2 separate regions of the Homo sapiens genome follow, and region 2 is linked to region 1. The links are chromatin contacts, found by Hi-C in ENCODE. All regions are on one chromosome and are shown on one strand. The core of a region is the stretch at or near the end of the contact, and the rest is flanking DNA. Distances in the headings are between cores, read along the strand shown.

The links. Hi-C counts contacts between places; a loop is a spot of excess contacts on that map. Pooled maps may share reads with other maps.
Region 2: a pooled map shows a loop between it and region 1 (7-fold over the local background). The contact joins the enhancer-like site here to the promoter of POLR1E in region 1. A Hi-C loop is called at or near these places in 4 of 50 pooled maps.

The regions. Positions count from the first base shown.
Region 1 is chr9:37,484,459-37,487,255 of GRCh38, reverse strand. It overlaps POLR1E (RNA polymerase I subunit E), which reads right to left and starts at 1,308. Exons shown (of 12, transcript NM_022490.4): 1 at 1,133-1,308; 2 at 450-553. The coding sequence starts at 1,208. RefSeq lists a silencer at 1,181-1,510 and an enhancer at 1,252-1,843.
Region 2 is chr9:36,992,674-36,995,373 of GRCh38, reverse strand. All of the region lies in intron 5 of PAX5 (paired box 5), which reads left to right. Among named protein-coding and RNA genes, the nearest start is that of PAX5, 40 kb to the left of the region's middle. RefSeq lists enhancers at 1-63, 114-173, 204-363, 1,674-1,723. Within about 2 kb of position 1,358, at least 4 of the 41 ENCODE cell types and tissues checked have a DNase peak (open chromatin) inside an H3K27ac peak, as active enhancers do.

The sequences.
Region 1 (2,797 bases), core at 59-2,558:
TCCCTCACAGCCAGTTCTCATCTCTCTAGAGCAGAGGTTCTCAATCCAGGGAAATCCACTCTGGTGCTACTGGCATCTAATGAGTAGAGACTAGGGATGCTGCCCCCACAGCAAAGAATTATTGGCCCAAAAAGTCAATAGTCCTGAGGTTGAGAAACCCTGCTCTAGAGTATGAACTCTGAGTGGGGCTAGGCCTGATTTGGCTGTTTTCCTAGAAGCTTGCAGCACAGGGATGCAGAGGGGCAGGTTCCATAAATGCTTGTTGAAAGAACAAATGAATGAAAGATGGAGCCTGTCCCCACATCCCAGGCTGCTGGGCATCAGAGTTCTTCAAAGCTCCATTTGCTACTACTCCCCTTTTTCTCCCCTCACTCCCTCCCACATCCACCCACTCCCAGGGGCCTTCTGAGCCCTGCAGAGTGGAGACAGCTGGCAACTGCTTCACTTACCAGGATCCGTTGATTCCTCTTCCTGGGGTTGGTGGAATCTTTGTTCTCATACAAGGTAAAGCGCATGTTGCCTGGACTCTGTAGCTTCCCGTTGGAGAACTGGACTGTAAGAGTGCAGCCCAAGAATGAGATGAGAGCAGAAGGCCACACAATGTACCACACAATGTACGGTGGGACTAGACTGTCACTGGGAGGGAGTGTCAGAATGGGGATGGCAAGGAAGCTCGGGTCCTGACCCAAAGGGAACTGGAGGAGATCCGGGGCCAGCTGAGAAGAGGAGGTAGGGAGGTGGGAGAACCCTGGGGAGGGGCTGTGACAGGAGGGAATGTCTCGCGGAAGGAGGCTGACAGCAGAGGCCTGGTACATACCTAAAGTGACAGAAGGAACCCCTGCCCAGTGAAGAGAGGGAAATGGGGGAGGCGGGAGACCTGGTGGGTGAGGGGGTCAGCAGGGTCCTGGACACAGCTCTGGGGAGCGGGTGAGTGGGATGTCCCAATCTGGCTGGGAGGTAGTGACAGAAAGACGGACAGGGGAGCCCTGACAGAGCCCAGGGGAGTGGTGGAGACTAGAGGGGTCCCGGCCCCGCTGGGGAGAAGCCCAACGGAGGGCGAGAGGACAGCTGAGGTACCGAGACGGAAGGGGAGAGGGTTAGAGGAGCACTGCTCCAGCTCCGCAGTCTTTACCCAGTACAGCTCTCTGGCTCCCGTCGGGCGCCCCACAATACTGCCACCTCGCACTCGGCAACACCTCCGCCGCCATCTCGCCTGTCTGTCCGCCAAGCACAGGAGTTAAGACAGCAGCAGCCACAAGCGCACTTTTAAACACGCGGGAGCCCAGGCCGCGCTGCGGGCCGGAAAAGGCGTGGCCCCGCCGGGCACCGCCCACAGCGCGCGAGCCGCGTGTCCCCGCCCCCCGCGTAGAGAGGCGTGGTCTCCGCCCACAAGGTGCCACACACCCGCTTGACTGGCCGAGGCGCAGCACCTGATTGGCTCAGCGCTCGCGTGCACTCTGGGTTTTGTAGGTCCAGAGCCCGAGGCGCCAAAGGCTTCAGCCTAAGCTTGCTATGAGCCTTCTTCCGGCTCAGCACCTTCTAAAGAGAGTGTCGTCTCTCTCTCCTACCGTGACAAACTCATCTTCCCAAGACCTGAAGGACCAAGTTCAAATTTAGAATTCTCTGACAGGAACTGCTTGAGCCCCAACTAAATGTGGCCGCTGGCGAATAGCCGCCCCTCTCTAGGGCTTCCCACCCACCCACGTGGACATCCAGCTCTAGGTACAAACTTTGTCCACAGTCCGACAAACAGCTCCCCGCCATGGGCTGTGGCGTGCACACCTGTGGCCCAATCAACACTGAGGTGATGGAACAGAAGCCCAGCCAACCCCGGAGCCTTTGGGCAGGAGATTCTGGACTGGAATAGAAGAGGGAGTCCGAGCTGATGGACATGTCCCTTTTTCACTGCGGATTCAACCCTTCTTCTGCACGGGGAGTTTTCAGAGCAGAAAGAAGGCGAAAGCAGGGCCTTTAAGCATGGACGCTGGCCGAGGCCCCCTTTGCCCAAAGATGCGTACTATTGAAGGGCAAGAACTCCGGTTGACTCCCCTCTGTCTTCCAAATCACCTTCTTTCAAGACTCTTTTCCTTCCACACACCCTCAACACCCGCCTCCAACACCCAGGATCCTAGGAATAACCCTAAAGCCTGCATGCCCCTTTGCCTGAGCACTTGTCACGCTTTTCTAATTACCCAATCTCAAACGTAAAGAAACACTGCAAGAAATGTTTTTGCCCTGAACCATTTAGAGTAAGTTGTCAACCTGATACCCTTTCAACCCTGAAGACTATAGTATTTCCTACAGACATTCCCTAAATAACAACACAGCCATCAGAATCAGCAAATTGCCGGGCGCAGTGGTTCACGCCTGCAATCCCAGCACTTTGGGAGGGAGAGGCAGTTCTATCCCTTGATTCCAGGAGTTTGAGACCAGGCTGGGCAACATAACAAGACCCTGTCTCTACAAAAAATAATATTAGCCATGTGTGGTGGCGCACGCGTGTCGTCCCAGCTACTCGGGAGGCTGAGGTGGGAGGATTGCTTGAGCCTAGGAGGCAGAGGCTGCAGTGAGCTGTGATGGTGCCACTGCACTCTAGCCTGGGCGACAAAAAAAAAAAAAAAAATTAAACAGAAAAGAATCAGGAAATTAGCACTGGTACATTACCACCATGTAATCCTCACATCCCATTTAAGTTCACCCATTGTCCCAACGTTTGTTGTTAGTTTGTTTTTTGAGACAGGGTCTCACTCTGTCACCCAGGCTGGAGTGCAGTGTTGCAACCAGGGCTCACTGCAGC
Region 2 (2,700 bases), core at 109-2,608, 490 kb after region 1:
TGGCTCAGCTTCCCGTCTCCAGGCCATTGCCCACTCAGGGCCTGCCACCTGGAATGCTGTCCTTGAGCCTGGACCTGGCCTGGCTTTCTGGAACCAGCCCACTCCCCTGTGGGGATTTCCAGTGTTGGGTCATTGGTCCTTCACAACTGGCTGAGACCCAAGGATTCTTTAGGGTCCAGTGTGGAGTATGGGTGAACAGGCAGCCTCTCCATCTCCTTTTCCCAGTGTGGCTTTGGGGGCAGGAAGGAGGTTACCACCATTTTGTCTTGGCCTCTGCTGGGGCTTTCCAAGGGCAGGTCCCCTCCCTGGCCCTCTGTGTGCTGTCCCCTGGATGTAGAGAGGTGTCTACATGTCCCCTCATGTAGAGAGGTGGGTTGTTACCTGAGTTCTCTTTTTGTCTAGGAAGGAGTCAGGACCAAGGTTCTGCTGGGGTGTGGTCGTGGTGGGGGCATCACGTAGAACCCAGGGGGGAATTGGCAGCCTGGTAGCCATGCTTTCCTTGGCTTGCCCTGTATTGATGATGATTTTGAATTAGTTACCAACATTGCAAAATCAGGAAATTTCATGTATGGATGGATGCCTGGCTTCTTTGGGGAAGAAAAATCAGATCTGGCAACCCTGGGGCAGCTGGCAGCCTGGCAACCCACAAGGCAACAGTCATCTGGGGCTGCTGGGCCCGAGTTCTCATGCGCTCCCCGCTCAAGTTGCTCTCGGCACTTGTGCTCTGTTTTCCTTGGCCTGAAGGTCTTTGAGCTTCTGGAGTCTTAGCATGAACTCTAAAGAAACCAGTTTGGCTCAGTCTCTGCCTGTGGCAGCTGAAGCTAATGGGAGGCAGATCCTGGAACTGGCCGGTGGGGCCGAGTGTGCGTGCGTGTATGTGTGTGGTCAGGGAAGTGGGTAGTCAGGCTTACAGGCCAGAGGTGGGTAGGGTAGCGGAGGCAAGAACTTAGGGCAGTGGCCAAGCAGCCACACTCCTTGGCAGGTCATGTGCTCTATACCCTGCAGGTAGGGTAGTCCAGGCACAGAGGGCGCAGGCTTGGCCCAAGGGTATGCAGGGGGCAGTTAGTGGCAGAGATGGTGAGGACCTGGTTTCCATCTCCCTGCCTGGCGGGCCACTCTCCCCTGTGATCTCTGTCCTGATCTTGTAGCTGTGGGCACCTCAGCTGAGACCCAGATAGACAACTGCTGGAGGCCTCTGTGGTAACGCAGGGCATCTGAGGCCAGGTGGCCAATTGGAGGGGCTCCTGGGGCCTTTCCCTAGTGCCCAGGGCCTGTCCCACGGGTGGGGGCTCAGGTTTCGGTTCCTCCTCGCTCCTGGGTCCCCAAGTTTCACTTTGATTCAGTGAGCGAGAGCCCCCGTGAGAGCCAACGCCGCTGAACCCCCACCCTCTCTGTTTGTGCACCTGGTTTGCCCCAGCCCCTCCCCCTCCTCTTACCCCCAGTTCCTTTTCCCATGGGGTGGTGTACTGGTGTTCGGGAGAGCCCTGGGGGTATGGGAGAGGGCAGGGTGCTGCCATGTGGGGATCTCAGTTCAGGGAATCAGTTTGGGGGCCAACCAGTAAAAGAGTGGTGGGGCCGATGGAGGGGGATATAGTCTCATCTGCTGTGGGCAGTCCCCTGCCAAGGCGGTCTGGAACTTGAGGTGAAATGGCCTTGGCTTTCTCCACCCTGCATGCCCTGCTGCCCCATGGGGAAGAGAATCCCACAGTCCTTTCTCTCTGGCTTGGGAATATGGTTTAATCCCTGGCTGCATAGCCTGTGGGTCAGAGAATTTACAAGGCTTCAAACCCCTGCCCCTGCTGTGTCCCTTCTTCCTGTCCCTTTCTCTGTCTGGGCCTCAGTTTTTCCATCTAAAACAGGAGATCAATGAATTGCTGAGGTTTTTTTCTGGCACCAAAATTTTGAGTTTCTCCTGGTTCCATCTCAAGTCCTCTTGGCATTATTGTAGGGCAGCAGTTCTCAAATGTTTGGTCCTGGGTCCCTTTAAACTCTTAAAAATTATCAAGGACTTCAAGGAGCTTTAGTTTATGAGGGTTAATTAAAATGGATGAAAGTTTAAAATATTTATTTATTAAAAATAACAGTAACAAACAAGTAACATAAATAATATTTTTGAAATAAGAAAGAACCGAATCTTCCAAACCCAAAATTTAGTATGAATGGCATTGGCTTACAGTTCTGCAGATCCCTTTAGTGTCTGGCTTAATAGAAAACAGCTGGACTCTCATAGCTGCTGCTGTATTCACTCCGTTGTGATGGAACACATCTTACAGCTTCTGAAAACCTCCACTGTAGACTCGTGAGAGAATGAGAGTGAAGAAGACAAATCACACATTAGCATTAATATGAAAATAACAGGTGCAGCAAACCACTATGGCACATGTATACCTGTGTAACAAACCTGCACATTCTGCACGTGTATCCCAGAACTTAAAGTAAAATAAAAAAACAATGAAAATAATTTTGTCCTCACAGATCACCTGAAAGTATCTTGGGGACCCCTTCTTCCAACCCTGGCAGGGCTCCCTGGACTACACTTTGAAAATTTCTGCTTCAGGCTGCTGCAAAGTCTGAACTTGCCTACTTATCACTCATATAGATAAGGTGAGCAATTAAGTGGTTTCAGTTAAAAGAAAGGTGTCATCAGTCATTTCTCCTGTTCTTAGCTCCTTAAGACAGTGGGAGCCATGGCAGGTCTTT